2 separate regions of the Homo sapiens genome follow, and region 2 is linked to region 1. A link is a contact called in ENCODE Hi-C or POLR2A ChIA-PET data. All regions are on one chromosome and are shown on one strand. Each heading gives the region's core, a stretch centred on a gene start or an enhancer-like site at or near the end of the contact. The rest is flanking DNA. Distances are from core to core; before and after follow the strand shown. Region 1 has its middle 94 kb from the start of LINC01427. Region 2 has its middle 5.1 kb from the start of CST3.

Evidence for each region. A loop is a pair of places that touch in the nucleus more often than their neighbours do. ChIA-PET counts read pairs that join two places held with the same protein, here RNA polymerase II (POLR2A). Pooled maps may share reads with other maps.
Region 2: a loop to region 1 is called in a pooled map of psoas muscle, with 5 times the contacts of the local background. The contact joins two enhancer-like sites. A Hi-C loop is called at or near these places in 1 of 168 maps with a recorded cell type or tissue (CD8-positive, alpha-beta T cell), 1 of 37 single-sample maps with no recorded cell type and 1 of 50 pooled maps. POLR2A ChIA-PET finds 5 or more read pairs at or near these places in 1 of 52 experiments (activated CD4-positive, alpha-beta T cell).

The regions. Positions count from the first base shown.
Region 1 is chr20:22,373,514-22,379,343 of GRCh38, forward strand. No RefSeq gene overlaps it. Among named protein-coding and RNA genes, the nearest start is that of LINC01427, 94 kb to the left of the region's middle. Within about 2 kb of position 1,623, at least 6 of the 41 ENCODE cell types and tissues checked have a DNase peak (open chromatin) inside an H3K27ac peak, as active enhancers do.
Region 2 is chr20:23,640,079-23,646,058 of GRCh38, forward strand. No RefSeq gene overlaps it. Among named protein-coding and RNA genes, the nearest start is that of CST3, 5.1 kb to the left of the region's middle. RefSeq lists an enhancer at 5,781-5,840. Within about 2 kb of position 2,538, at least 8 of the 41 ENCODE cell types and tissues checked have a DNase peak (open chromatin) inside an H3K27ac peak, as active enhancers do.

The sequences.
Region 1 (5,830 bases), core at 373-2,872:
CCCACTTCCCAGGAAAGGCACCTGGGATTTGGATTTATTGATGCACGACCAAGCGACATGAATTAATTTGAGATCTTTTATGTAAATGGCATCATCCAGGTGCAGTTTTAGTTTAGGCTCTCTCAGCAGCACACCCTGTCCTGCCCAAGGTTCAACTGGGAGGAGGCACTCCCAGGAGAAACTGGCAAGGGATCTGGGAGCAGGACAGGGAAAGGAAGGAAGTGAAATGAGGGTATGATTTCAGGTGAAGTCTCAGCCTCTGCGTGATTCCCTAGGGAGCTCTTAACAGTAAGTTATAAGGCAGAGTTTTTGGTCAAGGGGGTGAAGGGTCTCTGTCTGTGTTTTCAAGGATGTTCCAGTGCCCATGGGCAATCTCTGAAGATTGTAAATGAACCCTCATCAGCAGAGCTTGCAGCTGCTGGGAAACAGGGGCACAGAGCTGGTTTAAAAAGGGCTCCAAAGGCCTCTGGCCAGGCACCACAACCAACTGCCCACTACAGATGTGGGCCCAGGTGTTCCGGCTCCACTCCCAGGGCTTCTGCTCCAACTCTTGCTTTGGATTCTAAGTGGATGACCCACCTTAAAGCCTTGGAGCTTTAGTGTCCCCATGATTAAAATGGGGGCTATGATGGAAACCCATACCTTGTAGTCTCATGCAAACAATAAAAAGTCTTGCAGTTTAAAAATCATGATGAATCATTGTACTACCATCCTCATTTTCCACCTATGTAAACAGATGCAGCAAGTATCACCTGCCCAAGATTGCACAGCTGTTAAATCACAGTAGCAGTCGCCTTCATCCAAGGTTTGCCGTGTGCCGGGCAGTCTTCCAAGGGCTTTACATCAGTTATCACACTTAATCCTCAAACAACATATGAATTAACATTATGGTTAGCCCTGCTGAAGGGATATTAAAAATAATAATAATAATAATAAATAACTTGCCTAAGATCCAAAACTAGTGGACACAGAGCTGGATTTTGAACCCAAGTCTGTTTCACTAAATTGGTCAGCTCCACCACATTCTCTCTAGTATTTGATTATTTAGGTGACTCTGGGATCCTTTCCTATCTACCCTGGTATCTCCAGTATCTGGCAGACTAATTAGACATTTGTACACATTTGCAAGAAGTAAATAATTTTGAAACCACCTTGAAACACTTTGGCCTATAATTGTAACTTGGACTAGAATGAGCCCAACAACAACAAATTTGTGAAAATCAGCCTTATTAACTCATTCAAGAAAAATATATTGGGCGCCCAGTACAGGCTTGGCATTGTGTTGAGTATTGCAGGAACAAGGGTGGAATCAGATCTATTTTCCCAGCCCACATGAGGCCCAAGGAGTTGAGCAGGGCTGTTCATTTAGAAGGTTCCCATGCTCCCACCATGGTGTCTGACAATGGGCCTCTGGCACGGGCCTGGCCAGTGTGTGCTGTACAGTCCTGACACTGCGCCAGAGGAGACTCGGGTCCATCTTTCCACTTTTGGCATATTGGCAATTGAACTATATTCCTTTTCTCTTCTCCTTTCCCTCTCCCCTTCTTTCCCTATGATTATCAGAGGCAAATATCTCAGAGAGTTATAATTAGAAGAAATTGAGCAGAGGGTGGGGGAAGGGGATATTGTTTCAGAAATAATTCTGAGTCACTGGATCAGGTTTCTCAATGTGGAACATGCCATGAAAATATTCTCTTACATCAAGAATTAGAATCACTTCCTGCAACTCCTATGTGTCTTTATAATTAGTAACTGTTAAGTATTTCTAGAAGAGAGGGTTTTCTTTGAATTGTTTACCTTTTTCTGCATCTGTGTTTTCTATCTGATGGGCAAAAACACGTGTTGCTTTTTAATGAAAGAAAAAGTAACGTAAACATGTTTTCTTTTGTCCTCCTCTCAGGTTTGGTGAGTAATTGTGGTGATGAATTGTTTTTCATTCTATGGCGAGGATGAAAAGGACACTTTCTTTGCTTCTTCACCTCTGCCCCACAATGGAGAGCGGCAGCGCCTCTGAAGGCAAGGGGAGTGGGGTTTCCGAATCCCCAGGAGAAAACACAGGTCTCTGCTGCGGCGGTCTGGTCCAGAGAACCTACATCCGGAGGCTTTCATTTCCTCATCTGTACCATCTCCCAAACAGACATTTCTGAGAGTGAAAAGAGGCACCATTAGAATTAGCCTGGGTTAGCCAGAAAGGAGGTGGTCTTGGGCAAAACTAGATGTGATGCGATCCCAGGGGACTCTAGGGTCTCTCCCAGCTGAGACATCCTAAATTATGAAAATGCAAGGCCCATTCTGTATCCCACAAGGGCCTGAGTAAGCTCCGTGAGCCATCATAAGCTGCCAACCTTTAGCTGCACAAGAGAAATGAACTCTGTAGGGGACATATCCAATTCCGATTTAAATTTAATCTGTGTGGTCAATTATTTGTGTAATAATGGAGGAAAATAAAGTCTATTTCACAAAAGTCAACTCTGTAATTTTAGAGCCTTTAAGACATTTGAAAATGCCTTGTGCAATTATGTGGCGCTTAATACTCAGATAATGGAACAATGAAAGATGTATGTTTGCATTTTGTAAAATTAAACTGTATGCAGTTATTTATCTTTTACCTTAATTGTTTGAGCTTGTTTCTAATGTAAACTGTTGTAATTTTAAATAAATATAATAGAAAAAACTTTCATAGGTATCAAGAATCCAGAGTAAATTTACTTTGCAAATAGGCTTTGTAGGTATGTTTTATGCTGAGGATCTTAAACTGACACTTTCATTCAAAAATATTTTGAATTACTCACTGTTTGCCTCTCTGAGGTCAGACAGATTGCAAGGAGACTAGATTTCACAATGGAGTTTGGGTGACTTCATCTTATTCCAAAGCCTGAAATATGATAAATGTATGAAATAAATATGTGAGAAGATTGAAAGTGCATTATTGATTGACTTTTTAAGTACATTGATCTTTATGCTTTTATTTTTCTGTTTTTATTCTTGGTTCCATTTTACATGCTCAATTTGTTCTCCCCTCTAGTCATATTTTTCATCTACTTAACTTTGTTAGCTTGATATATTATGGAGGTTTCAGATTTGGGGATAGATAAGGCAAATTATGGTATATGAATACCTTTGATAATATATAAAATCGTCAGTATAAGACAAATATACTATTGTTTAAATTCCAATGCTGTGAGTCGTCCTGCTGTGATATTCACAGCATGACTATAAATGTGTGTATGATAAATAAAAGAAAGAGGGAGGCCAGGCGCGGTGGCTCATGCCTGTAATCCTAACACTTTGGGAGCTAAGGCAGGCGGATCACTTGAAATCAGGAGTTCAAGACAAGCCTGGCCAACATGGTGAAACCCCGTCTCTACTAAAAATACAAAAATTAGACAGGCATGGTGGTGGCGGGCACCTGTAATCCCAGCTGCTTGGAAGGCTGAGGCATGAGAATAATTTGAACCTGGGGGGCAGAGGTTGTAGCGAGCCAAGATCACACCACTGCACTCCAGCCTGGGTAACAGAGCAAGACCCCATCTCAAAAAAAAAAAAAAATGACAGAGGATAAAACAAAAATGATTCCCCATGAATTTCAGGGCCCTGCGGGATCATGCTCAACCACATTCACCCAGTCCCCTGGGTCAGTTGGTTTGATATCACTTCAGGGTCACTGAGAGTAGGGCAGAGTCCTTAGGAGCGTGAACCTGGAATCCAGATTCAAGTCCAGCTCTGCCTTTTACTGGCTGTGGGACCTCACCCATGTCATCTGAATTCTCCATGCCTCAGTTTCCTTATCTGTAAAACAGGTCATGAAGAAGAAGGGTCATTTGTTTTTTAATGAAAATTTATGTATTAATATATTTAAAAATACTTTAACCATCATCTGGCATATATTAAGCCATATATATATATATATATATATATATATATAACACCTTAGATAACATTTTATTGTTAAATCATTTCAGATTTACAGAAAATTTGCAAAAATGTACAAAGAACTGCTCTAAGTTGCTCACCAAGATTCACTAGTTGTTTATATTTTGACATATTTGCTTTAGACATCATAGTTTTATTTTGCTATGTAACAAATTATCACAAATTTAGTATCTTAAAACAATACACTTTTATTACCTTGCAATTTCTATGGGTCAAGAGTACAGGTACAGGTTAGCAGAGATCTCTATTCAGGGTCTCACCAGGCTGACTTTAAGGTGTTAGCTGGAGCTATTCTCTCACCTGAGGCTAAGGGCCCTCTTCCAAGCTCACTTTTTACTGGTCAAATTTAGTTCCTTGTGGTTGTAGGACTCATGAGGTTCCCCATTTTCTCACCAGATATCAGCCAGGGATCAGGCTTAACTCCTAGAGGCTTCCTGGCATTTCCTGCTGAGTGGCTCTTCCCATACTCCCACAACATGTTGGCTTGCTCTCCAGCAGCATGGAGTCTTTCTGATGCTTCACCTTCATCTAATGGGCTCACCTGCTTAGGCAAGGTGCACCCAGGATCACTTCCCTTTGGATTAACTCAAAGTCAACTGATGAGTAATCAAATCATGGGAGTGGTCTCCCATCATATGCATACATTCTGCTCAAACCCATGGAGAAGCAATTAATTTCTACACCCTGTGTACCAGGGTGTAGAAAGCTTGGGAACTATCTTAGAATTCTACTATATTCATATTTTTTCCCGAGCTGTTTGAGAGTAAGATACAAACATAATGCCTCATCATCCCCAAATAATTTAGTATGTATTTTCTGTGATCTAGGACATTCTTTTACAGAACTATAGCATAATTAAAATCAGAATTTAACATTAGTATATTACTACTTAGAGACCTTACTCATGTGTTGTAAATTATCCCGAAATTATCCTTTATATTAAATATATATATGTATATATATGTGTGTGTATATATATATATGTATATATATGTATATATGTATATATATGTGTATATATGTATATATGTATATATATGTGTATATATGTATATATATGTGTATATATATGTGTATATATATATGTGTGTGTATATATATATATGTGTGTGTGTGTGTGTATATATATATATATATATATATATATATATGTGTGTGTGTGTATATATATATATATATTCCAGGAAACAATTCAATCACATATGTTGTATTTGATTATCATCATTCTTCAGTCTCTTTTAAATCTGGAATAGTTCCTTAATCTGTTTTGCTTTTTATGACCTTGACACTTTTGAAGAAGATAGGCCACTTGTTTTATAGAATAGCCCTCATTTGGATTTTGTCTGGTATTTCCTCATAATGAGAGGTAATTGATGCGTTTTCACCAGGAAAATTGTGGAAGTGAGGTTTTATCCTCCTCAGTGTATCATATCAAGAGACACATAATGTGAGTTTGTCCAGTTACTTATGATCATATGGTTAAGATGGTGTCTGCCAGATTCGTTGCCATAAAGTTAGTTTCCATATAGTTACTTCTACTAATTATTATCAAAAATAAGCATTGTCCAGGGAAAAAGAGTTGATAAAAAAAGCAAAAATAATGAATGATTGTTGCGCATTTCTCTACAGGCCACAAAGCACTTGGCACGTAAACCTTAGACAGTTAGAGAACTCATCTGAGTTTGGGCATCTGTCTACCAGGCTCCCAAACCCTTGTCTTTCAAGTGTCCTGTCCCTTGATTATGGAGTTCTCCCTCTTATCAAGATTCTCTCTCTCTCTGCTGAATGATTCTTAATACCACATCATTACACCTTAGTTTGTTTCATCAAAAAGTGTATCAACAACGTCTTCAAAAGAGTTGCTTACACTCACAGTCTTAATCTACTTGGCATAGCT
Region 2 (5,980 bases), core at 1,288-3,787, 1.3 Mb after region 1:
GCCCCAGACGGTGTGTCCTCCTGCCTCTGCAGCTCACCCTCATGCCCATCCTGCCCTGGCAGCCCCCATCCTGCCCTATAGACTCGTTTGTCGCCTGTCCTTGAGCTTCCCAGAAATGGAGTCCTGCAGAGCAAGCCTGGGTGTGTCTTTGTCCTTTGCTCAGTGTGGCTTTCCAGTGGGCCCTGAGTTCCTTCATTGCCAGGATTGTGAGTTCTTCTCCCCAGACTGAGAGGACCTGATCAGCTGGGTGCCCTGTGGGGTGACAAAGTCCCCAGCTTGGGATGCTGCGGACCTGGGCTGGAATGTGACTCCAGGAGTGGCGAGGGTGGAAAGGAGGCTCTGAACAGACAGCTGCTCCCTTTGTTCTCTCAACCCCACCCTCCATGCCTGAAGGTGACCCTGTGGCAAATGCCCTTATGGCGAGGTGGCAGCTTTGCCAGAAACACCAGAAAACTCTGGGCCTTTGCAGGGCACCCAGAGGACTCTCCTGGGAGTGGTGGAGGTGAGGGTCAGCCAGGGTCAGCCCAGACCTGCTGTGATCCTGGGGCTCCGCCATGGCTGGGGCTGGATCAGCAGGAACCCGGCAGCGGGAACAATATTACTCATGGATGCTCATGTTCAGTGGTGGGACAGGGGACCTTGTTACCCGAGGCCCAGTGACCATCTCACCCCACTGTCAATCCAGCGTCCCTAGAAAAGCCATGCACCCCAGCAGATACAGCAGGTGGCCCAGATGGTGTTTACTGCTGGGTGAGGGAAGGAAGGTCTTCAAACAGGGTTGCGCATATGCCTCCTAGTTAGACAGGAAATGGGGAGAGATTTTCAGAGAAGGGAAAGAGAGGGCAGCCCCTGGCCAGGTGCTTGTGAGCAGAATGGTCATCTCCCAAGTGTGGGAGTTGGTTCTTCTCTGTGGCTCCCACCTTCCCTGGCCACTGGGGCTCTAGTCTCAAGAGGATGTGTTGTGCAGAGGGTAAGCTGAAATACACACAAATCCCCTGTCTTTTGTCATTAGGAAGGACGTGCAGGTCACCCAAATAGCAGGAGCATGGTGGTAGGTGGGGTGTGAGGTGGGAGCTGAAGTGCTGGCCTATTTCCCTGTATGTGATTCCACCGCCGGTGGTCATCCTCTGTCAGGACGTGCCCTGCAGGCACATGCTGCAGGGAGGGTCAGCTGGCCTGATGCAGCGACCTCTCTAACCCTTGTAGGACAGACACCAGTGTAGGGTGCTCTCAGGAGCTGCAGGAGCCGTGTTCAGTATGCTGTAATAGGAAGTGAAAGGTTACAGTAGCTGGGCAGCTGCTCCTGATATTTGGTGACCTTGAGCAAATGTTTTGCCTTCTCTGTGGTCATGTGTCTGGAGAGGTAGACTGCCTTGTAAACTGTTGTGCCTGGGCATCAGTGATGATGTTTAAACACGATTAAAAGTAACAGAGCAGCCTACAGCTTCAAAGACATGCTACAGAGACACAGAGAGAAACAATGGACCTAGGACTGAGCCTGGGGCCTCCAGCACCCATGTACTTGGAGGAGTCCAGCTGCCCAGGAGGGGGCATATTTCCCTTCTGCCAGGTGATGAAAGAGAAAGCCGTGGTCTCCCAGGCTGCCTTTTTGACTATTGATCTCATCATCTGAATTAGTAGAGTGAGAAATTAGGTAAATGGCAGAAATTCTCTATAATAAATAAGCAATAATAACAACACTAAACAATGCTATAATAAATAAATGACCAAACACATAAACAGCACCTAAAGGTGCAAGTGGTTAAATCAAGTTGGCCAAGAGTTGAGATTCTGCACTTTGGGTTTTGAGCAATTATCACTCGGTGTCTATAGAGGGAGCTTGGACTGAGCAGCCACGGGTTTTGGTAGCCTCTCAAAGGCAAAGCCCAGGAGCCTTCCTTATGGAGTGCCCGGAGTCCTCTGGGGTCAAGCCTGTCCCTTACACACAGGCTCCCTCCTTCTCCCCTCTCTCTCCCCAACGATGGAGGAAATGCAGATGCTTCTAGACCGTAGGCCAACATTGGTAATGCATTTGGCTCCAATAGAGATGAAGCCACATCATTAGGAAACTGATCCGCACTGGGAAGCCTGCTGGCAGCCTTGCAGACTGAGGCGAGAAAGGGCAGAGCCCGGTGTCTGCGGCCCATTTTGCACTTCATGGGGGGATGAGAATCCTTGGGACATTTCTGCTCAGGAGCAAATGTGTAAACGGCGCTCATCATTTTGGATTACAGGGTTAACATTTATTTTCTCAAGGAGTGCATTCACCAGAGCAGAGCCAGTGACTGAAGAACCACATCTGAGTGGAAGGGAGAGAGAGAGAGGCCTCCAGGGACACAGGCTGCTGGCTGGTGCTGCCAGGGCTCCACCTGACTCCCTGCAGAGGCCTGGCCACGAAGAAAACAGATGGCTCTGAGGGGGTTGAGCAATCCCTTTGGCATCTCTGAGTGGTCAGTTTACTTTCTAGACCCACGTTCTTGTAACATTCCCCTCTTAGTGTTTCTGCAGCCTTGAATATCAGTTCCCTTAGCAGAGTTCAGTGACCCGGGAGAGTGGTTCCTGTTCCTGCCCAGGATCCTGCTAAGCTGACTCACTGGGTGCTGGAGCTGGAGCCCCAGGCCTCCTGCTGCATCTTGTCAGAATCCTGCTAGGTTAGTTAAGCCAGCACTCTCTTCCCTTGATGTCTGCTTAGTAACTTTCCACCTGCTAACACCACCCCTCCACGCCATGTTCCTTGGCTGTAAATCCCACTTATTCTTGTTGTGTTCAGGGTTGAGCTCTGTCTCTCTCTTATTGCGACGGTGTTGACCCCCAGCGCGACGGTCTTGAATCAAGTCTCCATTACCATTTTAATAAGTGTCTACAGAATATTTTTTTTAACAGTAGAAGCCAGCCAGGCCAAAACTCTGCCCTACCAGAAAATCCTGTTGCCAAGTAAGAGTAAGGGGCTTGGAGGACTAAAAGCAAACAAAAAATGGGAAGAGTGCAGATTGAGCGGGGGTGATGGGAAAGGGATGGGTGTAGGGTAAGGTGGGGCTGTGGGGCTGTGGCATGTGTTTCCCCGAATATTTTATTATGAAAATATTTAAACATTCATCAAAGTTAGAGTAATTTTACAGCAAACACCTATCTACCCACTGCCATGATTCTGTCATTAATATTAGACTTCTTTTTTAATCTCACCTATCTACTGCTCTGTCCGTCTAAGCATCCTCAATCTGTCTTTTTAAAAATGCATTTTGTAGTAGGTTGCAGACATTAGTATACTCCACTCCTAAACACGTGTTAGTATGCGTATCATTAACTAGAGCTCATCATTTATTTATACCTTTTTCATTTGTTATAAAATGTACCTATAGTGAAATGCACGAATCTGAAGCATACATTAACTAAATTTTGACGAAGTCACCCTCTGTCAGATACAGAGCATGATCACCCCCAGAAAGTCCCCGTGTCCCCTTTTCCAGTCAATTGGGGGCCTCACTTCTGAGACAGCCACTGCACCAATGCTTCATTTACTATTGATGAGTTTTGTTTATTGCAGAAGCGCATGTCGACAAACTTTTACATCATGTAGACTTTTACGCTTGCCATTTTTCACTCAGCATGATGTTTTTGAGATGTATCCATGTTAAACAGTATATTCATACATCAGTCTTTGATTGCCACACATGAGGCTCCTGACACTCGCAGCCCTGGATTTCAGGCAGCATTTGCTGTAGTGAGGAGGCAGCTCTCGAGCACTCGGAGTTTTTGCCGCTACTTCCCCTTTCTCCTTTCTAATCTGGACCAGCTGCCCTGCCTTACCCCTACTCTCCCTGCTCCTCCTCTTTCATCTTTCTCTTTCTCCTAAGGTTACTTTCACTTTTTGCTTCAAGCAGAATCTAGAAGGGGGAAAAAGTGTCACCATCAATGGAGCAAAACCCAATTTTCTAAGACAACGAACAGATTTCTCCAACTCTACTCCATATTTGAAAATAAAAGTTCTTGTATTTTTAGAATCAAATTAGTACATGCTTATTATAAAATGAATAAGAAAATGAATAAAAGTGTAAGAAAGATAAATTACATGTGTGCATGTGAGTTTGTGTGCGCACGCTTTTGTGCGTGTGCCTGCGTGTGTACACGTGTACATGTGTGCATGTGAGTTTGTGTGCACGTGCTTCTGTGCATATGCCTGCGTGTGTACACATGTGTGCATGTGGGTTTGTGTGTGCACACTTCTTGCATGTGCATGTGTGCATTTTCACCAAACTGAGATCATGTGGTGGTTATAATTTCATGTTGCTTTTTTAAACTTCATTATGTCATGAGCATTTTTCATGTTGTTAAATCATCTTTGAAAGTTTTGTTTCATTTCCTATTCTGAGTATTCCATAGTTTAGTTTTTAATTTTTTTGCTAATGATAGACTTTTAGGCTATTTCAAATTTTTTTTTCTAGAATGACTAATACTGTGATACACACTCCTACAGAAAAAAAAAATTTTGGTGCATAGGTTGTTTTCTTCCTAGAAGTGAAACTTTTGAGTCTGGGCCTACAAAGTTATTTATCTATTTTTTTTTTTAATGAATCTCAAAAAAGACTGCCAATAGCTCTTCAGAGAGATACACCTGCCTCAGTCAGGTCCAACTAGCCACGAGGCAGTTCTAGTGGTCCAACTGCAGCATTCTGCGCTTTATCTTAGGTGTGAATGTTGGTGAGTGTAACTGTCCTCAGTTGTCATGCTGGGCCTGAGACCATGGGTGGTCCTACCTAAAGGGCAGTGCTCTTTCTAGGCATCGTTTGCACCTGAATCACATCATGGTAGACCCATCTTGTTCTTACTGATCGTTTATAAAAGGTGTTACCTTTTTCATTCTTTCACTTAGTTTAGTAAATATTCATTGAACACCTATGATGTGAGATTCTGACTTTAACGAGGTAAAAGTTCCATTTGTGCTTTCAAGAAGTCCTGGGTCTGTAAGGAGAAAGCCATCTAAACAGCTATTTCAACACAGCGTGGTGCAGGTCATCACACGACACTAAAAGGTGCAGACGCTAGTGCCGTGGCTCCAACCCTGGGGGTCTCCTGAGGCACATCTGGGGCTTTAACACCAATGCTGCACCCATGTCTCTAGCATGGATGTCTCCAGCATGAACTCCTGATGAACCTCCAAGTCCATCTCAGTGCCCTTCTCCTGGATGGCTCCAGACCCCTCAGGCCACCCAGGCCTTCAGCTGTACGTTGGGCCCACCCCTCCATCTCCCTCGCTCCCAGCCTCTCCTGCTCAGTAAGGGCTGCTCCACCTTTCTGGTTGCTCAAGCCAAAAACCTGGAGTCCCCCTTCACCAACTTCTCTTCTCACATCTGATTTATCAGGAAATGTTGCCGGTTCCACCTTCAAAACACATCTAGATGATCTGTTCACTGCCTTTACTTTCATGGCCACCACTGGGCCAGACCACCGCCAGCTGTAGGCAGCATCTGACGGGTAGCCCCAGCAGCCCATGCTCATCTCTGAAGCCTAGGGCTCCTTTTACAACCTTAATCAAATCATGCCACTCTTCTGTTCAAAATTCTCAGACCACATGTGGCTCTTGAGCACTGAGATGTGGCTGGCACATTTGTGATTTTACTGAATATTCATTAGCTTAAGTTTAAAATAGCCACATGAGGCCTGTGGCTGCTGTGCCGAAGGGTGAAGTTCTAATGGTTTCAATTCTCACTCAGAGTAAAACCAAAGACCTCCCAATGGGTCCACAGAGCCCTCATGATCTGCCTGCCATATTCTGACCTCCTGTCATACTGCTCTTCTTGCTGCTCCTGGAAGGTATGAAGCATACTCCTGCCTCAGGGCCTTTGCACAAACTGATTCCTACACCTGCAGATCTGTGGTTCTCTTCCTCACCTCCTTCACTCTTTCTATAAAGGTCAGCCTCAAAACAAGGAAACGTAGAGCCAGTGGAAGTAGAACCAGAAACATCCAATGTCAGGCAGGT